3 separate regions of the Mus musculus genome follow, and regions 1 and 2 are each linked to region 3. A link is a loop called in an ENCODE intact Hi-C map of the cell type or tissue named here. Cell type or tissue: left cerebral cortex. All regions are shown on one strand. Region 1 holds the start of Efr3b (EFR3 homolog B). Region 2 has its middle 28 kb from the start of Pomc. Region 3 overlaps Efr3b (EFR3 homolog B).

The links. A loop is a pair of places that touch in the nucleus more often than their neighbours do. Peaks named below come from ENCODE experiments on the same cell type or tissue, not always from the same donor. Only the 100,000 strongest peaks of a DNase experiment are listed, where the experiment ranks them.
Region 1: a loop joins it to region 3, with 7 times the contacts of the local background. A loop is called at or near these places in 14 of 42 quality-filtered maps.
Region 2: a loop joins it to region 3, with 2.6 times the contacts of the local background. A loop is called at or near these places in 11 of 42 quality-filtered maps.

The regions. Positions count from the first base shown.
Region 1 is chr12:4,034,644-4,042,643 of GRCm38, reverse strand. Efr3b (EFR3 homolog B) reads left to right here and starts at 3,729. Exons shown (of 23, transcript NM_001082483.1): 1 at 3,729-3,940. The coding sequence starts at 3,934. In left cerebral cortex, a CTCF peak has its summit at 3,710; DNase peaks (open chromatin) are centred at 466, 3,739, 4,387 and 4,888; H3K4me3 peaks cover 3,032 bases; H3K27ac peaks cover 3,409 bases.
Region 2 is chr12:3,923,003-3,931,002 of GRCm38, reverse strand. No RefSeq gene overlaps it. Among named protein-coding and RNA genes, the nearest start is that of Pomc, 28 kb to the left of the region's middle. In left cerebral cortex, CTCF peaks have their summits at 1,963 and 4,706 (motif pointing left); DNase peaks (open chromatin) are centred at 355, 716, 1,944 and 4,679; H3K4me3 peaks cover 233 bases; H3K27ac peaks cover 792 bases.
Region 3 is chr12:3,979,654-3,987,653 of GRCm38, reverse strand. It overlaps Efr3b (EFR3 homolog B), which reads left to right. Exons shown (of 23, transcript NM_001082483.1): 5 at 2,103-2,224; 6 at 2,971-3,120; 7 at 4,136-4,270; 8 at 4,721-4,799; 9 at 5,549-5,684; 10 at 5,839-6,000; 11 at 7,092-7,203; 12 at 7,461-7,512. Among named protein-coding and RNA genes, the nearest start is that of Pomc, 29 kb to the right of the region's middle. In left cerebral cortex, a CTCF peak has its summit at 3,727 (motif pointing left); DNase peaks (open chromatin) are centred at 5,199, 5,876, 6,069, 6,453 and 2 more places; H3K4me3 peaks cover 970 bases; H3K27ac peaks cover 2,648 bases.

The sequences.
Region 1 (8,000 bases), 55 kb before region 3:
CCAGGGTTCAAGACATCCAGCCTGGCGTCAGGACTCTTGAATTCTATTTTCAGCCTCACAGATAACAGCTGCACGGCAAACCCTTCCAAGCACATTCTCCCTTCTGTGTCTTTCTGGGCCTTGCTTTAGGTCTCAGGATTTTTTTCTGCCTGAAGCTGCATCCCCTGGGGCTGTCATTTCCTTCTCTCTTCCCTTCACCTGGAAGATAGTTCTTTAAAGCTGGTCACTGTTGGTGCCTGGAGCAAGCGCAGGGCTGAGAACTGCAGCTCATAGAGAGATTAAAAGCTTTGGGTGGACAAAGAGGAGTGATGGGGCCTGGTGAAGCTGTCAGAAGGCTGGAGGACGGTCCTTGGGGACAGTGCATGGATGCTAATGCCCTAGATGTGAGGGGGAGGTTCCTGGGCTATGCACGATGGCTGTAGCTTGCCTTCTATGTCTAAGTCTTCCTTCTGTGCAACACAGAGAAAGCCTGGTTCATACCGAAGTTCTGGCAGAGGGAGCTATTGAAGCAAAGAGCACAGTTACAGAGAAAGCACATGGAGCAAGGTGCAGTGTGCCTAAAGAATAATAATCTTGTCTTTGGCCTGGGCAAACAACTCTTAAGAGGCAACTAGCCTCCAGCCAACACCGCAGGGAGCCAGAACTGGCAGTCCTAGGACAGAGTGCATATGAAAGGGCCCACTTGTGGTGGTATGCTCACTCAAGCAATAAGGCACTGGAGAGTTAATGCAGGTAAAGGAGAGAGGTGAGCAGCCTATTCAACCTGCAAGGAAGAACCGCCCCACTTACAGTGCAGTCATGTATCAGTGTGCACTGCTAAGCTGCATCCTAGTTTGAACCACCTTGCTGCACCTCGATCTTACTATAAGCTAGAAAGAGCACTCCTTGCCAACAATGGTGTTCCTGATAAAATCGTTGTAGGAGCTGCTGGGGATGTGGTTCAGCTGGCCAAGCACTTGCTGCACCGGTGTGGGGACTAGAGTTTGGCTTCATAGCACCCTTGTAAACCCTGGGTGGAAATGGCAGCTCACCTGGAATACCAGCTCCTGAGAAGAGGATCCCAGGGGTCCCTGGAGTAAGCTGGCTGCTTAAATTCTGGGATCGAGTGAGACACCCTGGCTCAATGAATAAAACCAAGAGAAATAGAAAAAGAAACATGACATCAGCCTCTGGTGCTCACACACATATGCACACACACGCATACATACACCCATACATACACACATACAAATGCACATACAAACAAACAAACAAACACACATGCATGTGTACACCGTGAAGAAAATAGTGTGAGTAGAAAGTTTACTTACCTCTGCCAACCTACATCAAAACTTAGAACGCAGTGCAATGTAGCTACTGCTTGCCTCCCCTGGTGAGCCAAGGGCTGACAGAGCAAGTGGCTCATTGATGCTACCCAGTAGCAAGAAAGCATACAGTGCTATATATTTCTAGGCCGAGAAAAGATAAAAATTTCAAGTACAGTTTCTACTGAAAGTATATTACCTTCACACAATGTAAAGACTGGCCATCGTAAGCCACAGGCGACCTATACTGAGATCTGTGAGGGCCTGGCACGGACCCATTGCAATGGAGCCATTCAGTAAATGCCGATTCTTTCTCTTTATCTTCTTCCTTACTTGGGATTTCTGCAAGCAAAGAGGAACCTGTTTAAGGTACTAATCCCAATTCTGACTTTCCACCATCCTAGAGTTCCCCCTAAGGAGCTGATTTTTTTCCTTTCCTCTGTCCTCGCAGTCACCTGCTCTAGAGGATAGGACTCTTGAATCCAGCCCTTTGATTTTACACTGTCTCTGTTGTGTTATTTTTTTCTGAGAGCTTATTTCTATTAAACCCAGATAGAAAAGATATCAACAGACCAAAGAAATAATCCAACCCAAGTCTATCTTGATGGGCCGAGGAGTTTGTTGGGGTCACGTACAGGAGCACAAGGAACTAGGCAGTTTTGCCACTGGAAAGCCCACCCAGCAAGGGGACTAACTAAAAGCTGCACCGCTGGTGCCCTGGTGCAGCACGCAGGCAGCTACATCACTCCAGAAATTGCTTACTGGCCATGTAACTTTAGGGAAGAATCCTGTCTTAGTTCCTTTTTTATTGCTGATCCCAATATCCTGTCTCCATAGCCAAGACAGGTTATACAAGAAACAATTCAGTTCAGGGCGCACATTTCCAGAGGGTAGAGTCCACAGCCATCATGGTGGAGAGCACAGCAGGCAGGCAGGCAGGCAGGCATGGCTGTGGATCAGAGCTTACATCTGGTCAACAAGCATGAGGGAGAGAGAGAGAGAAAGAGAGAGAGAGAGAGAGAGAGAGAAAGAGAGAGAGAGAGAGAGAGAGCGCTGGACTAGTGTGGGCTTTTGAAACTTCGAAGGCCATCTCCATTGACCATTGACACACACACCCCCAACAAGAACACACTTCCTAATCCTCCCCCAAACAGTTCTACCAATGAGGGACCAGCATTCAAATATAAGAGCCTACAGGGACTCTTCATATTCCACTACAATCCGTTCAAACCAGGACAACTTCCCCCAGTGATGGACTGTAAAGTTTAATATGACATAAACCCTTTCTTAACCAAGTGTTTTTTTGGTCATTCTGTTTATCAAGGCAACAGGAAGCATCAGATTAGGAGAGGTGCAGGTGGGTTGGTGGATGTGTCTGGGGAAATGAAGCCAAAGAAAAATAGAAAATGCTGGTTTGGGGTGCAGTGAGCACTGTCTTGAGCACCGTCTCCAAATCCAAGGACTGGATCTCTCTGGTTTGATCTTTGCTTTGGGGGAGAAAAAAAGAAAAAGAAAACAATATGTGGTGCCCACTATGTACTGTAGGTTCATGAAATTTCTCAACACGAAGCAAGGCTCAAAGAGGCGCCGACAGAGAAACCCTGTCTCAAAAAACAAGACGAAACAAAACAAAACAAACAAACAAACAAACAAACAAAACGAAGGTCATTGCATTCAGGCCCTTCTCTAATTTTTACGGTCGGGAAGAAAACAGAAAGCCTCCAGCAAGAGGCAAGAGGAGAAATTAAGAAATAGAAATAGAAAAGCCAGAGAAACAGAAGGCAGAGATATCCAGGGCTGGGGCGTTGGCCTGGGGTTTAAGTCCCTTTGTGGAGGGGATGCTGGCTGCAAAGCTTGCAGATTACACAAATCTGGAGAGGAAAAACCAAGCGGACTTCCTGCAGCCTTGGAGGTTGGGAGTGTGCTGTATTTCCTGAATACCTGACCCAGGTAGCAAACAGAGTTTGGGGCCCGCAGAAAGAATAGGGTTATGCCTCAATTTCTGCTCCTTAGGTTCCCTAAGCCGGTTCGTTTGAGCAGACTGAATAGAGCACACCTGCAGCTTCCAGCGCCCGGCTGACCTGGTGTGGGGTGTGTGTGTGTGTGTGTGTGTGTGTGTGTGTGTGTGTGTGTGTGTGTGTGTGTGTGTGTGTCATCAGTTTGAAGGACACGTCAGCGACCCGCGTAAGAGCTGAGCCAGGAGCTGGAATTCGGATGGATGATCTACTGAGTGAACGAAGAACCTGGGCTTCCTGGGGCGTCAGGTAGGTAAAAAGGCTCGCCCCATACTGAGGAAAGGAGAGGGTCCGGGATGGAGGCGGGGCTCTTGAGGCAGCCCGCCAGTGGCCAAGGGGGCGGGGCGTGGCAGAACACAGCTCCGCCCCCTGCGCGCCGCCTAGCTTGCGGACCAGAGCAGGAGGCGGCAGCCAACCTCGTCGCTGAATGGGCGGGTGGCGTCCCGCTCTGTCCCGCCCGCCGCCGGCCCCCCATCGGCTGCTCCCGCCGCGCCCCGGTCTCCGCCCGCAGCCGCCTGAGCCCGCCGGGCTGTGAATGAAAGGCAGGAGCGGCCAGGACTAGCAGCCAGCGACGCGGCTACGCCGGCCTCCCCAGAGGCGCGCTCCCCGCGGAGATGTACGGTAAGGAGGGCTTGGCGCCCCGGCTCGGGCCCGCAAACTTCCAGACACGGACCTTTGTCCCCCGGAGTGGCCCCCGTCGCAAAAGCGAGAATGCCGACTTGGTGCCAGGCTAGGCTGGTTCAGTCGCCTGTGCGTACGTCTGTGCCGAGAGGACAAAGATGCCTTAGGCCGGGGGACTCTCTGGTCCCCTGAGATCCCTCGGGCAGGCGTGTGCAGGCGCTAGGGGCGGTGGTCCGTCGCCAGGTAGGGACTCTGATGGCTGAGAGGCACCCGGCTTTGGAAAAAGCGAGTATCTTCGGAGCTGAGCCGACAGTGTTGGTGGAGGTGATCGGGTGACAGTATTTGCAGAATTAACAAAGAGGCTTGTGCTTGGGAGTTTGATGCGCGAAAGTGGTCCAGGGTAGGGGAGAGCTGCTCACTGCCAGTCTGCTGCCAGGCTCCTTGGATGTGGGAGGCGGCGCCGGCAGTGCAGGAGCTGGCGAGCGAGCCGGCGCTGGAGGTTCATCTCTCTGAGCTGGGTGGACTTGGCCTCTACCTAACACTGCTGCTAATGGTATTCAGGCTTCCCAACTTCCAGATTGGCCCTATGGAGGGCTGATGGGGAGAGATGCTGCTTCGAGGGTTTCTCCCAATTACGCAGCCACCGCCCCCACGAATGTGTGGCAGCTCCAAGACCCTCACGGTTCAAGGCTCTGCTTGCTCATTTGTCAAGAATTTCTCGGGTTCTACAGGCAGCGTGGATGAGGAAAGCGCTCCTGGGGTCCCACTTTGCAGATCATAAGAGTGGACTAGTCTAGGAATCGGCTCTCTACCAAGGGTACATGTGTGCGTGTATTCCTGTGGACACAGTTTACTAGAGCCCAGGTCTCTGGTAGTTATTCTGAGGCCAGCAGAAGAATTGGAGCCCTGTTCTCCGTCTCCTACTGCAGGGTAGGGGCTCGGGCTGCACCTGAGGAGTGAGTGATCTAGAAGTGCATGTTCCCAATTTAACCCATTTCTAAGGCTGCTGGCTGCCTCTGCGAACAGACCATGAGTCACAAAGTTTGTTAGCACAGAGAGCATGCTGAAAAGAGTCAGCAGTTGGTGAGCCCCCTATTTAGAAGACAAAGACTTAACTTTTTGCCTTGCATCTCCTTCCCAGGTCAGTTGGTTACACAGCCACACTATGATTCTTATAGAGGTGTCAGCAGGTCCTCTCAGCTAGCATTAATTCTCTTGGGTGGAGCAAATGGGGGGAGGGGAGATGTCCTCAGCGGCTGGACCCATAACCAGTGGGGACTCTGAAAGGTGACTGGACTTGGGCTTTGCCTGTTGGGAGGTAGAAAGAGCCATAGACCTCTTTTATTCTGTCTGTGCCCCCCCCCCCACCCCCTTTCTGCAGAGGGAGCAGGCTGAAGCTGCAGATCATTTGACAGAAGCATGTGACTGCAGGGGCACCTGCAGCCGGGAAGGAGTTAGGACAGGCCCATCAGTATGGGCGGGAATTAGCAGCCCCAGGCCACCATATTACATCTAGTAGCTAATGTGGTAACTTACTTAGGGGGTCTGAGAATTAGGGGAGGGGGGTTCTTGGTGTGCTCCTGTTGGAAGAGCTGGCTAAAAGAGAAGGATGTGGAAGTCAGCCTGACTGGGGGCTATTTTCAGATGCACCACAAAATTCCAATTCTCTTTAATAATGTTTTTATTTCCCCAGATGCAAACAGAGCAGGAACTAATCCTAAATGATCCATAGAAAGGCCGTGATGGAGGATCCTCTGGGGAGTTGGCTCCAGCACGGGGGAAAAGCACATTTAGTGCTGGGTGGGAGCTGGCCCCTTGCAGAGACTGGTCTCTGGAGTTGTCTCTGCTCTCCAGGGGGGCCTCGCCTGCCTGCCTGCCTGCCTTTCAGTGTGGTCTTGCCTTAGTGAAGAGTAAGGGGCTACAGAACCGTTAGCATTCTCTTCCCTAGATGATGAAAAGGGATGGGAGAAGAGAATAGCCTGGGCTACATAGTGACTTACAGGTTAGCTACCGCCGCATGGGGAGAGGCTATCTACATAGGGAGGGGATTTCTACAAAAAGAAAAGAGAAAAGGTGGCGTTATGGACTTCCTACAGATTGTTCTTCTTTCACCTAATTTTCTAAGTGACCCGTCCAGGGTGACTGGTAGACTAAGACAAGGTGACACAGTGCCGCCCCCCCCCCCCAATCTCCCTTCCCCAGCTTTCTCAGGAGAATGTGTATCATTAGATGCCAGCAGGCATTTTATGACTGATGCATAGTAAGGACACATAGAGCCAGAAGCCGCCTAAGAGCTGGAGATAAAGGTGACCTTTGATCACCAACCTCCGTGATGCAATCTTATAAACTCAGATCCTTGAACTGTGCCACTGTGCCCTCAACCCTTGCCAGCTCCACATAGGTCTTCATTTTTCTTCTTGTCAGTCTCTACATTACCTTTGTCCTCGATAACTCAGTTATCTGGCTTGGCTCAGTCTATCTGCTGCCTTTGTCTGATAGGAGACCAAAGGCCCTTTGTCTTTCTCGGAGGGCACAGTGGGATCCTAGACCTGGGTGGGGTCCGTGGGTCCCAACTCAAGAGCCCTTCACAGCTTTACGGCCTTAGACAAGTGGGCTCATGTCTCTGAGTTCTATTTCTCTATAAAATGGTGAGACACCCACCCACCTCCCGGGTCTGCTGTTCCCTTCAAAAGCCAAGCAATGGGGTCAGGAGCTTCCTAAGAGGCTCTAGGCTTGTACAGCAGTGCACAGAAGAGCCTGGCCATCTCGGCCCTTGGGGAGCTTCTCCTATCTGCCTGTTTGCATCTCCTCTCACCACAGCCCAAACAGGCATACTACCTTGACCTGGCTATGACCCACTAAACAGATCTCCTCTTCCTCTTCTTCTCTTCTTGAGACAAGGGTCATACTACATCCCAAGTTAGCCTTGAATGCTTCTTCATACTCCCTACTCCCGCCTTTGCCTCTGGAGTGGTGGGCTTCAAGCGTGTGAAAATCCACACCAGCTTGAGCTGTTCTCTGACCCATCCAAGCTGTACTATCATTCACTAAGCTCTAAACCATGATCACGTTCTTAAATGGCTCCCAAAGGGTCACAGATTACTTCCTATACTCTGTTTGTTTCTTTGTTTGTTATTCTAAGACAGGACTTTTGTGTGTAGCCCTGGCTGTCCTGAAACTCTCTGTAGACCAGGCTGGCCTTCAGCTCAGAGATCTGCCTGCCTCTGCCTCCCTCGGGGACCAAAGGTGTGTGCTGCCATTCTCTGCCATATAGTCTTGATTATATCTCTAAACATGGAGTGACAAGAGTCATGATGAAAAGTACTTTGTCCTGGAGAGGGACAGTCACCAGACAAGTTTTCTACAAAGGTTGATCCCACTAGTTTTTGGTCGGGATTATAGAATTAAGATTTAACTTGGGCTGGAGAGAGATGGCTCAGCGGTTAAGAGCACTGACTGCTCTTCCAGAGGTCCTGAGTTCAATTCCTAGCAACCATATGGTGGCTCACAACCATCTGAAATGGGGATCCAATACCCTGTTTTGGTGTGTCTGAAGACAGTGACAGTATACTCACATACATCAAATAGATAGATAGATAGATAGATAGATAGATAGATAGATAGATAGATAGATAGATAGATAGATATTAAAGATTTAACCTATTCCTCTCGCCAAGGTCAGAGGCGTGAGAGTGTCCCACTTCCCCACTGAGGCCAGATCGAATTTCCTGAGAAGGGTGCCTCCAGAGACTGAGGGCAGCTGGCCAGGAAGCATAAAGAGACAGACTAGAGAGGATTTCCCCACCACAGTGTGGTCTGGGCTTGCTGGCCCCACTGAAGCCAAAGCTGCCCTGCCTAATTCCTCTGTGTCCTCAGCTTATGTTCCCTCCCTACTTAGTGATGGAGAATGTTCCCTGTAGAGAGAGCAGTGGTGTCCAGCTTTTGAAATTGGGCTCAGTGCATCCAATATATTCTGCACAACTGTTATAATTGGAGCAGAGGTATTGCAGGGCCAGGATGACTCTCCTTGAGGTACAAAGACTCACCTTTGCAGAAATCT
Region 2 (8,000 bases), 57 kb after region 3:
TTTTTGAGACAGATTCTCATTCAGTTCAGGCTGACCTTGAACTCCTTAAGGAACCAAAGTTAGCCTTGAAGCTGCGACCCTCCTGTCTTCATCTCCCAAATGCTAGGATTGCATGCCTGTCCCACCATGACTGTTTACACTGTACTGGATATGAACCCAGGGTTTGGCGCACGCTCGGCACGCACCCTACCAATGGAGCTACACCCCCACCCACCCCATTCTTTTTTGTATCTGAATAAAACTTCACTGCATGGCCTATCTTATTCATGTATCTGAGCTGTTCCTCACTTAGCTGTCATGAGCAGTACTGCTCTGAGCATTAGTGCTGAGTTTCCTGTGTGAATGTTAATTGCTTCTCTTGGGTTTAAGCCCAGCACTGACGCAGCTCACATGCCAACGCCAGGCCCGGCACTGACGCAGCTCACGTGCCAACGCCAGGTCCCGCACTGACGCAGCTCACGTGCCAACGCCAGGTCCCGCACTGACGCAGCTCACGTGCCAACGCCAGGTCCCGCACTGACGCAGCTCACGTGCCAACGCCAGGTCCCGCACTGACGCAGCTCACGTGCCAACGCCAGGTCCCGCACTGACGCAGCTCACGTGCCAACGCCAGGTCCCGCACTGACGCAGCTCACGTGCCAACGCCAGGTCCCGCACTGACGCAGCTCACGTGCCAACGCCAGGCCGGGCACTGACGCAGCTCACGTGCCAACGCCAGGCCGGGCACTGACGCAGCTCACGTGCCAACGCCGGGCTTTACTTTTCCCTCTGAAGAGTTTTAAACATTTTAAAATTTACTCTTAATTATGTGTGCCAGACAGAATGTGCCTGAGAGTCATTGCCCTCAGAGACCAGAAGTCACATGTCCAGGAGCAGGAATTGTAGGCAGTTGAGAGCCACCTGATCTGGAGCTGAGAACTGAACTCAGGTCCTCTGCACCCACAATGCTCACTCCTAACTGCTGAGCCCTCTCATCAGCTCCCTTATCTCCTTCTCCTCTTTTGTGGAGACACCATCTTACTATGTAGCCCTGGCTAACCTAAAAGTTACTATGTAAACTAGGCTGGCCTCAAAAATCACAGAAATCCATCCCGCCCCTGCCCCTGCCCCTGCCCCTGCCCCTGCCCCTGCCCCTGCCCCTGCCCCTGCCCCTGCCCCTGCCTTCTAAAAGTTAGGGCTAAAGATGTGTGCAGCCATCACCACACTAGATGCTGTTCTTGTTGTCCTTGCTCCTCTTCCTCCTCTTCCTCTTCCTCTTCTTCAAGATTTTTCTATAGGTAGCCAGGCAATGGTGGCTCACACCTTCAATTCCAGCACTCAGGAAGCAAGGGCAAGCACATCTCTGAGTTTGGGGCCAGCCTGGTTTACAGAGCAAGTTCCAGGACAGCCAGGACTACATGGCCAGAGAAACCCTATATAGAAAAATAGATTTCCTTAAAACATATTGCTTAGTGTTAGAGAGATGACTCAGTGGTTAAGGCACAGGACCTGGGTTCAGTTCCCAGCACCCATGTCAGGTGGCTAAAAACCATCTGTAACTCCAGTTCCAGGTCCAACAGCCTCTGGGCCCCTCGGGTGGCCCACGCCTGCCCGTGGTGTATATAAACTCCTTCAGGCACACACATAAATAAGCCTACTGTTCTGCATTGTGATCCCTGCATATGAATCTGCAGGAATCATGCACTGCTGTAGGCTGCATCCTACAACGGGAAGCACTGAGCCACAGGACATGGACACTTAGGATATCAACAGGCACCACATGCAAGCACCAGCACTCAGCCAGCACGGACTTCTGATCTGAGTGGTGAGTGAAAGGACCAAGGCGCCTGCCAAGTACCGAGAAACCAGAGCTGCCTCAGAGGCTCAGGGAAGCAAGGTAGGGTCTGGGGTTGAGTATGTGGCAGAGCTGGACTGCTGACTGGCATAGCACTAGCAGACCTCTGCTGCCACCCAGGGGATGCCACCACTGGCACAATTGAAATAGAGTTGGTGTAAGAGGCTGGAGAAGCACAACAGCCACAGTTGTGTGCATCAGTAGAGCAAGCCTTCATTTTAGAATCCATGGAGTTGCTGCCAAGTGACCTCAGATGAGTGGCATCACTGCTGATCTGGAATTCATCATCCTGTGGGCATTTCTGGCTTTGAACTCCATGGTTCCTGACAAACAACAGAACTCTCTGTGAATTCAGATGGCTTTTCCTGTTCAAGTTTTTGCTTCTAGTGGAGGGTTCTCCCTCATGCCCTAGAAGCGGCTAGGAGGTTCTGATTTCTACTGGTTTGAACCAAACAGCTCAGTCCAATCCAGCAAGCACTTCCTAAGATTCCTGGGTCAAAGCCTTTTTCACGTGAATAGTTACAGCAGCTTCCTGATCAGGCTCCCGACCTTTGTGATCCATACAGTAACTCACGGAGCAAAAGAACCAAGAGGCAAAGAGACTGCTGGAGTCCTGTAGCCCTGCAGGTTCTTTATTGCCAGCCCCACAGATACATAGCTCATGTGTGTGCTCTGCCACCACAGGCCTTCGCAGGCCTAGCTTCCCCCCCAAGCAGTGTCACTGTTGTTTGTTGTAAGGAGCTTTGAATTTCCTTAGGGTTCTGGGAATCTAGCCCAGGCTCTAGGTACATGTTAGCCAAGCACTTTATTGTTGTGGCCAGGACTCCAGCCTTCGCTTTAGTCTTGTCTGGTTAATTTCCTGGAGGTGTCTAGTCAGAGTTAATCTTACCAGATTTCCCTGACTTTTGTATAAAATAGCACTTGCAGGGGCTGGAGACATCTTCAGAGACATGCTTGTAACCATACTTTTTGGCTACTTTATTGGGTTCTTGTTTTGTTTTGTTTTGTTTTGGAGACAGGGTTTCTCTGTGTAGCCCTGGCTGTCCTGGAACTTACTCTGTAGACCAGGCTGGCCTCAAACTCAGAAATCTTCCTGTCTCTGCCTCCCAAGTGCTGGGATTAAAGGCGTGCACCACTTCACCAATCCCTTCTAGCCCACCAACATTAGGTAGGCAAAAAAGGTTAGAAGGGGAAGGAGGCATAGACCTCTTTATACTACTTCCTGCTGGTTAGGGGCATTGAGTTTCTAGAGGCAAATCCAACTGGTGTCATCAGGATAACTCCAACCAGCAATACAGCCGAGAGCTAAAGCAGCAAACACAACAGGAAGAAGCAGCGAAGGGAGGGACAGCTGCCATCACGTCCAGAGCTCTGGCATCTTTATACCTTCTCAAGAGTGCCCAGAATAAGCCAGGCATGGTGTCGCACGCCTTTAATCTCAGCACTCGGGGGGGGTGGGGGTGGGGGTGGGGGGCAGAGGCAGGCAGATTTCTGAGTTCGAGGCCAGCCTGGTCTACAAAGTGAGTTCCAGGACAGCCAGGGCTATACAGAGAAACCCTGTCTCGGAAAAAAAAAAAAAAAAAAAAGAGTGCCCAGAATTTCAAAAGCAAACTATCTTCAGCTGGCAGAATCATGCACCTGCCAGAGCATGAGACAAATCATAGTCAGCTGCTGCGGAGGATCTGAAGCAGCCCCATATCCCACACCTGGGATTAAAACAGAAACATATTCACATAACATAACTTTTTAAAATATTTATTTATTTTATGCATATGAGTATTTATTTTATGCATATGAGTACACCACCGTTGCTTTCTTCAGACACACCAGAAGAGGGCATCAGAACCATTACAGATGGTTGTGAGCCACCATGTGGTTGCTGGGAATTGAACTCAGGACCTCTGGAAGAGCAGCTGGTGCTCTTAACTGCTGAGCCATCTCTCTATCCCCATAACTGGGTTTTTAAGAAAGCCAAATTCTCACTACAAGTGCTTGCAAGTGTGCATTTAGACCCCCAGCACCCATGGAAAAGCTGTATGTGGCAGATAGAAGGTGCCCATATTCCCTCGCTCTGGTGAGACAGAGACAAGCTGATTCCTGGAGATCACTGGTCAGTCTAGCCAAATGGGTAGATTCCAGTTTCAATCAATCCCAGCCCTTCCCTCTCACTCCCCTTGCCTCCTCTATTGTCTTCATAGTATTTATCACAGCTCTCCCGAGATCTGTTTATCCTTCATCCATCCATGGACAACACACACACACAGCACCATGAGCTTCAGGGCAGGAAGGACTGTTGCTCAAGGTTGGTTCAGATTGGGCCTTTGAGGCCTCCTGGGGAGATGATGAACTTGTCTGCAGACAGAGTCTAGAGGCTCTCAAGCCTTGAGTTTGTTAAGAAGAGGCAGGGCAGCCGGGCAGTGGTGGCACATGCCTTTAATCCCAACACTTGGGAGGCAGAGGCAGGTGGATTTTTGAGTTCGAGTCCAGCCTGGTCTACAAAGTGAGTTCCAGGACAGCCAGGGCTACACAGAGAAACCCTGTCCCCCCCCCCCCCCCAAAAAAAAAAAAAAAGAAGAAGAAGAGGCAGGGCTTTCCCACTCAAGGTCTCCTGTAAAGCCTTAAACAGGGCTTTCAGAGATTGGTGAGTTCAGAGAAGGTGTGTGATGGGCTGTGCTCATCACACAAGAAGCAGAAAGACAGCTTGGGACTTGGGACCTCAATCTGGGAGTTGTGATTGAGTGAGGGGAAACAGGCCCACTCCATGAAGATCTCCATGCAGGTGGTTCCTCAGAACTTCAAAGCTCTGTTTGGAACTTGGTCAGGTGGGTTACAATATCCCCACAATAGAACAACTCTGCCCTCTGGTGGCCACCTTAGGGGCCGAGCCACCTCAGGACTATTTAGCCAAAAAGGAGAAAACTCTCTACTTGACCTAGCTTCCATATAGACATTTTAGAAGGTATAACATATGGGACTTTGAAAAAAAAAGTCAACTAGATGTCTGAATGCACAACTTTAATCCCAACACTAGTGAAGCTGGGGCAGGACAACCAGGAGTTCAAGATAGCTTGCCTAGGATACATAGTGAGTTCAAGGACAGCCTGGGCTACATGAGATCCTGTCCCTAAAGAAATAAGGGGAAGGGAATAATAATTACAGAAATCACATTATCTGAGCATGATGTGCACAATCCTCGGAACTCGGGAGGTAGAGGCAGGTCTGCAGCAGGCTAGATGCCAGCCTAATCTATACATGAGCTCCAGGTCATACAAGGCTACATAGCAAGACCCTGTCTCCAAACAAGAGCAGGACATTGTACAGCATGCCTTGAATCCCAGAACCTGGGAGGAAGAAGTAGGTGAATCTCTGTGAGTCTGAGGACAGCCTGGTCTACACAGCGAGTTCCAGAAGCTACATAATAGAGAGACCCTGTCTCAAAAATACCAACATACAAACAAACACCACAGGGCCTGGGGAAGTGGTTCAGTGGTTAGAGTGCTCCGTTCCTAACCTGTGGTTCCGGAACCTGTGTTCCGTTCCAAGCACACATATGGGTGAGTACCTATAACTCCATCTCCTAGGAATTTAACACCCTCTTGTGACCTTCTGAACACACACACACACACAAATTAAAAACAACACAAATCAAATCATCTTTTGAAGGTTTGAGGGCAAGCACTCACAGGCACGAATGTGCCACTGTGCTTGTGTGGTTAGAGAACATGAATTTCCACAGTTTCAAGTCTCTACCTCCCATCTCATTATAAGAGCTGGATGATAGACTCTGTGGGATAACAGCACACGAGGCTCAGGGACAGGGATCAAACTTAGATCATCAGACTCATATGCTGATATGGAGATCCTCTGAGCCATCACACTGGTACTTTGATAGGTGGAAGGCATCTCTCTCTTTTTCTTTCTCCTTCTCCTCCTCCTCCTCCTCCTCCTCCTCCTCCTCCTCCTCCTCCTCCTCCTCCTTCTTCTTCTTCTCTCTCTCTCTCTCTCTCTCTCTCTCTCTCTCTCTCTCTCTCTCTCTCTCTCTCTCTTTCTCTTTCTCTCTTTTTCTTTTTCTGACAGGGTTTCTCCATGTAACAGCCCTGGCTGTCCTGGAACTTACTCTGTAGACCAGGCTGGCCTTGAACACACAAGAGACACACCTGCCCCTGACTCCAGAGTACTGGGATTAAAGGTGTGCACCACCACACATCACAGCCGGCTCTCTTTACATCTGCCCACCACAGCAGGCCCTGTTCAGATCATTTTTATACCCCTGATCCTCCTGGAGTTTTCTCTGTGTTTCATTCCCAGTCAAGTATTTACAGAGCACCCACCGCATTGCCGGTGCTGGCTAGTGATAGAGGAGATAAAACTCCGAATGCAGCTTCTTTCTCTTCTGCGTGTAATCATCTTGTGCTTTTCTGCCCTGAAATCTTCACTCCGTGTCACAACCTCTATTGTCACACACTTGGCAGGAAATCATTGCTAATGGCCACAGGCAGCCTCCGAGCGACTGCCCTCAGCCATTTGTCTAGTAAACAGCCCGGATAAGTGGATGCTGCTTCAGATCAGAAGAAGGCAGAAGGAGGGATGTTTGGTCTCCGCAGGAGAGAGCTCAAGATGGTCATTACTGCCTCCAGGCCCTCTGCCCCATGCTAGAGAGTTCCAGCAACAGAGTCCGTCAAAGCACCCGATACCCAGAATCCTTTCAACCACACCCACCTGCAGCGGCTGTGCTAGAACAGTGATAGACAGGAAGGTACCAGGAGCCTGACTTAACCCAGGGACCACTTCCCTGTTAGAAGCTTGTGGTGAGAATTTCCCAGGCCTGGGATGTGGGGCTGCTTCAGGTCATCCACAGCAGCTGACTATGATTTGCCTTGTGCTCTAGCAAGGGCGTGGATTTGCCAGCTGCAGATAGTTACTATGATTGTGTGGCCTTTGGAATTCTGAGGACTTTTCAGAATAAATAATAAATGCTAGAGCCCCCCGTGGTGGGGGCTATTGGTTGCTGTTAAGAACTCACATGCAAAGAAGAAATAAGAAGAAATTAGATGTCCTGACATCTGAGAGATCAAACTCACAGGAAGTAGTCTAATGATAATGTTTCCTCCTTTCCCCTCAGTTCTGTTGTCTCTTCTATCTAGTGTTCAGAGGTCAAAAGGAAGAAAAGGAGTGAAGGGTGGAAGGAAAAACCCACAAAGAGAGCCAACGTCTAGTTATTCAAGTTGGTAAGGCAATCCTAGAAATTCAGGAGGCAGAAGCAGGAAGATCAAGAGTTCAAGGCTAGCTTCAATATAGCAACCACAGCCAACTTAGGCTACACGATACCCTGCTTAAAGCATTTTTCAGAATGATCCCTTGTAATAAACAGTTAGAAAGCACACTGGATGAGAAGAATGCATTCATACTGCCAACACAAGAAGGGCTGTTTAGAAATGTGTTAATGAGAATCCTATAAGTCCTCTCTAGATGAAAGATGTGAACTTGAAAGATATAAAGGCTTGAATAAATACAAAGATACATGTTGGGGGATGTTTTCTGTGCACCATGTATTCCAGTGCTGATTTCTGTACCTGAGATCTGGTTGCAGTCCAGACTTGGGTGTTGCCATTATTGTGAAGAATTTCCTGACTCCGTTTTTTAAAACACGTTCTCCATCATCTTCTGATTGGTCAATATAGAGCTGGTCAGCCTATATCTAGCTGGGCAGGAGAAGAAAAGGCAGGATTTCTGAGCCCAGAGAGCCAGGGAGAGGGTTTCAGCTGGGCTCTGAGGAGTTCCCACTGGGACCCGGGGTCCACGGTGGCAGGTAATGGCCACGTGACTGGGAAGTAGGCCATTGCTGCATAGTCCGCTTAAAAGAGATCGGTAACCGCCCAGCTATCGTGCAAGGAACTTATTAACAAATATAAAGGTCTCCGTGGCTTTATTAGGGAACAAGGGAGGGCATAGGAAAAAACCCATACTTTTGTAAATACATTTTGTTTTGGCCAAAAGAAGCATTCTGTGACCAGGGCAGTAGGGAAGTGTGTAATCCCAGTATTCTGGAGGTAGGTGAAGAATTGGGAGTTCATGGCCACCCTTGGCTACAGAGAGAATTTGTAAACTACACATGATTCTATCTTAAATAATGGGCACGGTAGCTGGGCAGTGGAGGTGCACAGCT
Region 3 (8,000 bases):
AGGGCCCCTTGTGGGTGGTGCCATCCCTGGGCTGGTAGTCTTAGGTTCTATAAGAGAGCAGGCTGAGCAAGCCAGGGGAAGCAAGCCAGTAAGTAACATTCCCACATAGCCTCTGCATCAGCTCCTGCTTCCTGACCTGCTTGAGTTCCAGTCCTGACTTCCTTTAGTCATACTGCTTTAGGAATAGCAGAATGGAAGTGTAAGCTGAATAAACCCTTTCCACCCCAACTTGCTTCTTGGTCATGATGTTTGTGCAGGAATAGAAACCCTGACTAGGACCCACCCATAAATTAGTGCAGCTCTCAGTCCTTGGCAGAGGCTTCTCTGTATAGTTGGTGGTTAAGGTGGAAACTCACAATTGCCAGAGTGGAGAATAGGATGTGCCCAACCACAAACGGAGAGTCGATATCCTCCCCTCTTCTACCAAGGCTCAGGAACCCCCTCAGAAGAGGGAGCAGAAAGATTGTAAGAGACATAGACAGGGAGGACCAGAACAAACAGGACAGAAGGGCTCATCCACTCCCAGCAACTCCAGCTGTCTACCCAAGACCTGCAGGAGAGCAAACCTGTTTCTAGTCCAGCAGGGAGGAGGGGGAGGCTGAAAGAGCCCTAGCCCTCACTAAACAGCTGTTGTTAGTTGGTGGCTTCTAGGAGAGGGAGCGTCAGGTTTGGGGACTTGTTTCTTTCTCTCTTTGTTTTTTAATGGTGTGGGCCCTGGTAAGCTGACCATGCTCCAGTGGATGGCTCTACACCCATGAGTGTATGAGCGGCACAATTCCATCTCAGTGAGGTTTAAAACAAAGAGGACATGTTGGGATGGAGCAGGAGGGATGGAAGGCAGATCTGGGAAGAATCGGAGAAGAAGGTGGGGCTAAATAAAAATACTGTTTGCATGTATGAAATTCTTAAGAATTAGTAAAAAATTTAAAACTATCATAAAGAGATTAAAAGATGCTGTTAATTTGCACTTTGGGTAAAGTTAACTTTTCACACAGATTGGTAATTAATACCAAATATGATGAAAGTATATCAACTAGATGCTTTGAGAAAGATTGTGGAGTTTTTTTTTTTGTTGTTTTGTTTTGATTGTTTTTTGTTTGTTTGTTTTTTGAGGAGGGGCAGGGTTTTTCTATTTGTAGTCCTGTGTAGACCAGACTGGCCTTGAACTCAGAGATCCACCTGCCTCTGTCTCCTGAGCACTGGGATTAAAGGTGTGCGCCACCATTGCCTGACTTGAATGTGTATATTTTTTTAAACCAACCAATATTTAGGAAATATAAAATGTATTGTAAATCTAAGCCCTCATTTTGAGGTGGGGTCTTATGTAGTCTCAAACTTACTCTACAGACTTCTGATCCTCCTGCCTCCACCTCCTAAGTGCTGGGATTACAGCCCTGGGCTGCCACACTCGGTTTATCCAGCTCTGGAGGTGGAGCCCAGGGCTTATGCATGCTAAGTAAGCACTCTCGCCTCTGAGCTATATCTCCAGTTTATCAGTTTAATCTCCTTGTAGAATTGTTTGGGGATGCTAGCATTTATATCATCAGACGAAATAAATTGTGTTAGTTTTTAGCAGTCCATTTTGTAGGTGATGCTTGCTTGTCTGGGAGACTTGATTGAAATCAATTCCCTCTTTAAAGCTGAAAACGCACAGCTCAGTACAGTCTGCAGCTGAGAATGCTGCTAAAGATGAGGCCTAAAACCAGGCATGGAGACAAACACCTGTAATCCTAGCAACTGGGAGGTAAGGGGAGGAGGACCAAGTTCATTGTCAACATCTGCCCCATGAAACCCTGTCTCGAAGAGAAAGAGATGGACAGGGAGGGAGACTACCAAAATGCCGAACTTTAAACACTCAAAACTCCAACTGTAAGGTGTGATTCCAGTTTTGAAGCCAAATGTTCAGATTTGCTTTCCTGTTTCACAGCTCAGTCAAGGGGGTACTCTGTGCTTTGACCCAGGTCCCCTTCAAGTCCCAGCAAGTTCCGGCTGCTCCCTAGAGACATGGACCTGTGGCTTTTTTGAATCAAGTGCTTGGGACACTCAGAACCAAGGGGCAGCACGACGGCCTCTCACGCACATTCTCTCCCTCTGCCCGACAGTTTGTGAAGTTCGCCAACATTGAAGAGGACACCCCCTCCTATCATCGAAGCTATGACTTCTTTGTGTCCCGATTCAGTGAAATGTGCCACTCAAGCCACGATGACCTGGAAATCAAGACTAAGTGAGTACCAGGAGTCCAGGGGCCTGTGGCGCTCCCAGGAGACTCACCAAGGGGCGCTGAAGGGCTTCAGCACTGGATGGTCAATCTGTAGACTCTTCTTCCGGTCTGCTGCTGCCAGAGTGGGTGGCTGTCAATCAGAAGGGGCTCCCAGCAGATGATTCTGAAAGAAAAACTGGGGTGGGGTGGGGCAGAAAACAGGGCAAAGAATAATATACTCCTGATTGAACTTGAAGCCAGAAACAAAACCCGCAAGTGTGCGTGAACACGCAAACCCGCCACACACTCCTTGGTTTAAAACGTGCATTTGGACACCTCAGAACCTGCTCCCAATATCTACACCCATCAACACAGCCCATGTCCTCACAGTGGCTCTCCCTCACTCCATTCTCTGGGTCCTCCTACTCACTCTGCCTCCAAGGACACAGAGGACAGTCCTGCCCCCAGAACTTTCATGCAGTCCATGGATCTCATAGCTCGCCTCTGCCGTGGCTTTGCTCTCTGCTCCCGTCCATGATGCCTGCCTGGCTGTCCTCTCTTATGTCTCTGGTCCCCGTCTGTCTCCGCCCACTAGGTACACAAGGGCAAGAATCTTGTTTATTAATGTATCCCAACCAACTGGGAACCCACAAGGAGGAGCAGGCGCCGAGCCTCTGAGAGCACTCAAGCCTCTAGACCTTGACCTGGGCTCCTCTCCTGGCTGTAGAGATGCTCAGGGTGCAGGCATGCCTCCGCCTTTTTCCTTACAGGATCCGCATGTCAGGCATCAAAGGCCTGCAAGGGGTAGTGAGGAAGACAGTGAATGACGAGCTGCAGGCCAACATCTGGGACCCACAGCACATGGACAAGATCGTCCCGTCGCTGCTTTTCAATCTGCAGCACGTGGAAGAGGCAGAGAGGTGAGTGGGAGTGGGGTTCAGCTGTCAGAGCATTGCCTCACACCCAGGCTCCTGGAACACACCTAGCTTGGACAGGAAGGTAAAGGCAGCTACAAGGCCAGGAATCTTGGCTTTGTGGCTTGTTTCCCGATGAGTGGATCCTTTGGTCTGTCTTCTGCCAGCCTCTGAGCCCCTTCAGATGAGACAGCAAGAGTGGTATGGCTCAGGGCTGCCTGAGTATACAGGTAAGCTGGTCAGGACACAAGGGGACGAGAGACAGATTGTGCCAGCTAAGGAGGCTTGAAATGCCTGTTGTGGTTCTAAATGCTAAAGACTTTCCCTTGGGACTTCCCCAGCTCACTTCATGATGCCAGTTCAGACCTTAAAACATGACTGACCAGCCACAGCTACTCAAGAATTGCAGACACTGGATTTTAATCTTAGATCCTCAAAAAGATCAGACTCATCCAGTCCCCTGACCCTTACTTTCCCAGGTAGAATGGGATAGGGAGAAAGGTTCCTGTTGCTGTCCTACCTTGCTTTTGGACTTAGATGCTCAGTAAAATTGCACTTAGTTGGGTCTGGGCAGTTAAACTAGCAGAGGAAAGTAAGTGTGCCCCCTGGTGGCTATTTCTGATATAACAGCTCACCGATCTGCTTTGCTCTTAGAAGAGTTCTGTTTAGAGGTTCACTCAGATTTGCATACCATTAAGTCACCCCCTAGCCAATCACCATATGCCTCTTTCCTCTTTTCAGTTCTCACCCACCTCTTCCTGAACCTTTAGATATGTCTAGACCCTCCCAGAGACAATCCAGTCCACCCTGAAGTGTTTCTCCACAAACAACTCTGTTGTCTCCTCCAATCTTCTACTGCCAGATCCCGTACCCTGGTTAATCGCTGGCAGTCAAGACTACTCTATGACCTGCTGCAGCTTATTTCCAATTCCTGCTTGTTCTGAGCAGAAACCTAGGGCTATACAGTCCTAGCTCCCAGCTTTGAACCCCATCCTTTATCCACTTGGCTCTGTATTCACAGCCGGTCTCCCTCGCCCCTCCAAGCACCAGAGAAGGAAAAGGAGAACCCAGCAGAACTGGCTGAGAGGTGCCTGAGGGAGCTCCTGGGCCGGGCGGCCTTCGGCAATATCAAGAACGCCATCAAGCCCGTTCTTATGTGAGTTGAGTGTTGCTCTCCACCCAGGAAATGCTCTACTCCCTGGTGATGGTTTCAAGGCTTTTCTTGCAGGCTGTCCCAGCCGCCCTCCCCCATCTCCCCAGGTGAAAATAGAGGTGATGGCCTTGCAGACTTGCTACGGCCAAGTCAATCCTTTGCTGGTTCATACAGCTAGACTACCACGCAGTGGTCACCTGTGGTTTGTGCTGATTAAGAGGAGGGTAGCAAAAACTGAACAAAGGTGCTTTTTGTGTCAAGCTATAGAGCCTGTACTGTAAGCCCTTCCTTGATAGGAAACTGCCAGGGGATCTCTGGAAGTGTCGCTGTCCCTCCAAGTTCATCTCTACTCCCTCCCTCCCTCCCTCCCTCCCTCCCTCCCTCCCTCCCTCCCTCCCTCCCTCCCTCTGAGTTTCCTAGTCACCCTCCTTCCCCCATGTTTTCTCCTCACAGCCACCTGGATAACCACTCTCTTTGGGAACCCAAAGTGTTTGCCACCCGTTGCTTTAAAATCATCATGTACTCAATTCAGGTATGGTTTGTCCCTGTTCAAGCTTGGGCACAAGGGCACTTCCTGGTGCTGGACAATGCACAAAGCAGAAAGCCAGGTGTCCTCTGACTCCCCCCCCCCCCCCCAGAGACCCCCAGCTGCCACAGATCATGCTGTATCATCCGGCTGGGAAGGAATTGCAAGGAGTTCTCTGTTTAATGTTTCCTATATCCTAGGCCAACATTTATTTTATTTTTATGAAATACAATGGAAAATAATTCCTAGAGAAAATTAAATCTCAAAGAAGACAAGCCACCTGCATTCCCTGAGCGCCCCCGTTACTGCGGGTGTACTTTCCTTCTGGCCCACATCTTAGCAGCAGTGTTATCAGACAGATCTTGAATTGGCACTGGGCTGGCTCCCAGCCACACTTTGAGCTGCACTGAGATGAACCACGTGGCCTCTCATGGGCCTTGCCAGTAAAACCTGGGGACAGGGAGAAATGAAAGACAATATTTTGAAATAGATTGCTGGCCGCCTTTGAAGTAAAGGAATTCAGGGAAAATGTGCAAACACAGATTCCCTGGGATTTGGCTCCGTTTTTGTGGGGGTTGGGGTGGGGTGCTGCAAGAAAGAGAGCGAGGTCTGGGTGCCACCTGCAGTGCCCACTGGCTGTGGGATGTCATTTTGGTTCACCCTGAGCCTCTGGGTTCCAGCAGAGGGCTACCGGGCCGGGGGGCAGGGGGGGGGGTGTTGTTGTTTGGGGACCAGCACGTCTTCCTCCTCCACAGCCGCAGCACTCCCACCTGGTTATCCAGCAGCTCCTGAGCCACCTGGACGCCAACAGCCGCAGCGCGGCGACTGTGCGCGCCGGCATCGTGGAAGTCCTATCGGAAGCTGCAATTATCGCTGCCACGGGCTCTGTCGGTAAGGGGGTCCGGAGCAAAAGGCAAGGGGCGTGGGGTGGGGGGGTGTGTGCAGGCGTTAGATTTAGAGCCGATTGGCTGCGCGGGCCTGGGCTTACGGGAGAGCAGGAGGGATTCCTGTCATGATTTGTGGGTCCCTCCCCCTTGGCGCCCAGGGCCCACGGTACTGGAGATGTTCAACACCCTGCTGCGGCAGCTGCGGCTCAGCATCGACTACGCGCTAACTGGGAGCTACGACGGCGCTGTGAGCCTGGGCTCCAAGATCATCAAGGAGCATGAGGAGTGCATGTTCCAGGAGGCCGTCATCAAAACTATCGGTGGGGAAATGGGTGGGTCTGGGAGGGGCCATTGAGGCTTGAGGGATCGACTCCAGGGGAGGAGTTGTCAACGATCTGGAGGCGGGGCTAAGGAGGCAGAGCCTGTGAAACGGGGCCTAGGACGTGGTAGTGGAGATAGATCTGGGCGAGGCTTGGAAAGGGGCGGAGTCTGGGGAAGGAACTTAGTAAAGGGAAGGACCCAGTGAGGCTTGGAGAAGGGAGGGACCTGATAAGATTTGAAGAGGAATGAGGCTGTGGGGAGAGGTTGCCAGAGACCTAGTTCTCTGGCCTGAGACAGGCAGGGCCTAAGGGTTAAGACTAGGGCTGTACTGAAAGGAGAGACCCTGGCAAAGCTTGGAGAGGGGAAGAGCTCTAGAGGAGGAGTTAGCTGGGGCCTAGGAAAAGGAGTTAGAAGAGCAAGGAATCTTGGGAGGATGAGGTGGAACCAGGACTAGAGAGAGATGATCCTTGTGGGAGAACCAGGCCTCCGCCATAGCATCTGCTGTATGATTACCTAGCACTGTGTTATTTAGGGACACTGGGGGAAATGGCAGCCAGCTAATGACACATAATGATCTGGGCAAAGACACCAGATCAGTCTGGGTTTCTCAGCCTGGCTCTCCTGCAAAGGCAGACTTCCTGTGTCTCCATCCTCATTAGGCATGCCTAGTGCTTCCAGGTGGGCCCGCAGTAGGGGAGGTGGGACTAAGGCATAAAAAAAAAAAAAAAAAAAAAAAGACAGGAAGGAAGCAACGGAGACTGTTTGTGCCCTGGATGTGGAGAAACATGGAACAGGGTCTCCTCCCTCTCAGAGGTCCTTGTGCCTATGCCATGGTCTCATCAGCCGTGAAACCACTGAGCTGCCCTATCCCCCAGGAAGAAGCCCAGATGACAGTAACAAGGGAAGAGCTGGCATCTGGAAGGGCCCTCTGGAGTCCCTCTTGCTCCCTCCTCGGGAGACAGGGTCAAAGCAGCCTGCCTAGGCAGATCTCTCTGGGCTGCCCCAGCCCTGGGCACTAGGGAGCCTCACTCTCTCCATTCAGCTGCTGCTGAGCCCAGGGGACCTCTCACGCTCCCTCCTCTCCTCACAGGCTCCTTTGCCAGCACACTGCCGACCTACCAGCGCTCAGAGGTGATCCTCTTCATCATGAGCAAAGTCCCGCTGCCTTCTGTGCATCACCCCGTAGAGACCGGACGGACGGGGTCAGTCCACTGCTTCTTCCCAGCCCACCCTCTCTGGCTCCTGGTTTTCACCCTGACTTCTGTGGCTCTGCTTTCTTCTCTTGGCTCAAAAACAGAGGGGTCATAGGTCCCGTGGCAATTTTTCAGCCTCCCCCCCCCCCCCCAGTTAGGGAAATCATGGGTCCACCAACAAGCCTCCTGGTGAGAACACTCAGGAGTGGGGGGTGCAGCCGAGCACTCTATTGCCATCCTGCTGAGACCATGTCTCTGGCCTACAGGGAGAATAGGAACCGGCTGACCCAGATCATGTTGCTGAAGTCCCTCCTTCAGGTAAGCCCCCCTATCCTGTCCCTGCTCTGCCTCTGTGGTCACAACTTCTTTCAGGTAACCAAGGTAGTTGTGTTCCATGCTGCACAGATATGTCCAGCTATTAAAGGGGTAAGTGAAAGGCTGAAACCCAACCTGAGCCCCATTCAGTTGTTCAGAGCAAGGTGGGAACGTAATGCTTCCCTTTGTTAATAATGGTGGCTTTGTGTGCCCACTGGTAGCCTTGTCACTAAGACCATGTGGGTCTTGCGGTCATTTGTCCCCGTCTGCCTACCTGGTGCCCTTCCCCAGGCCATTTGCCTCTGTTTCCCCCATTTCTCCCACCTTCCAGCCACCACCACCTCCTTCCCCTATGTTTCCTATATCTCCTAATGCATCTCAGCTTTCATTGCTGGGGTTGAGCTCTGTTGTTCCCACGCCCACCGGGTTAAATATGCAGTTTCCCTAGGGAGCGTGAGTGGTCAGCCACAGCGAGTTCTGAAATCTGTGTT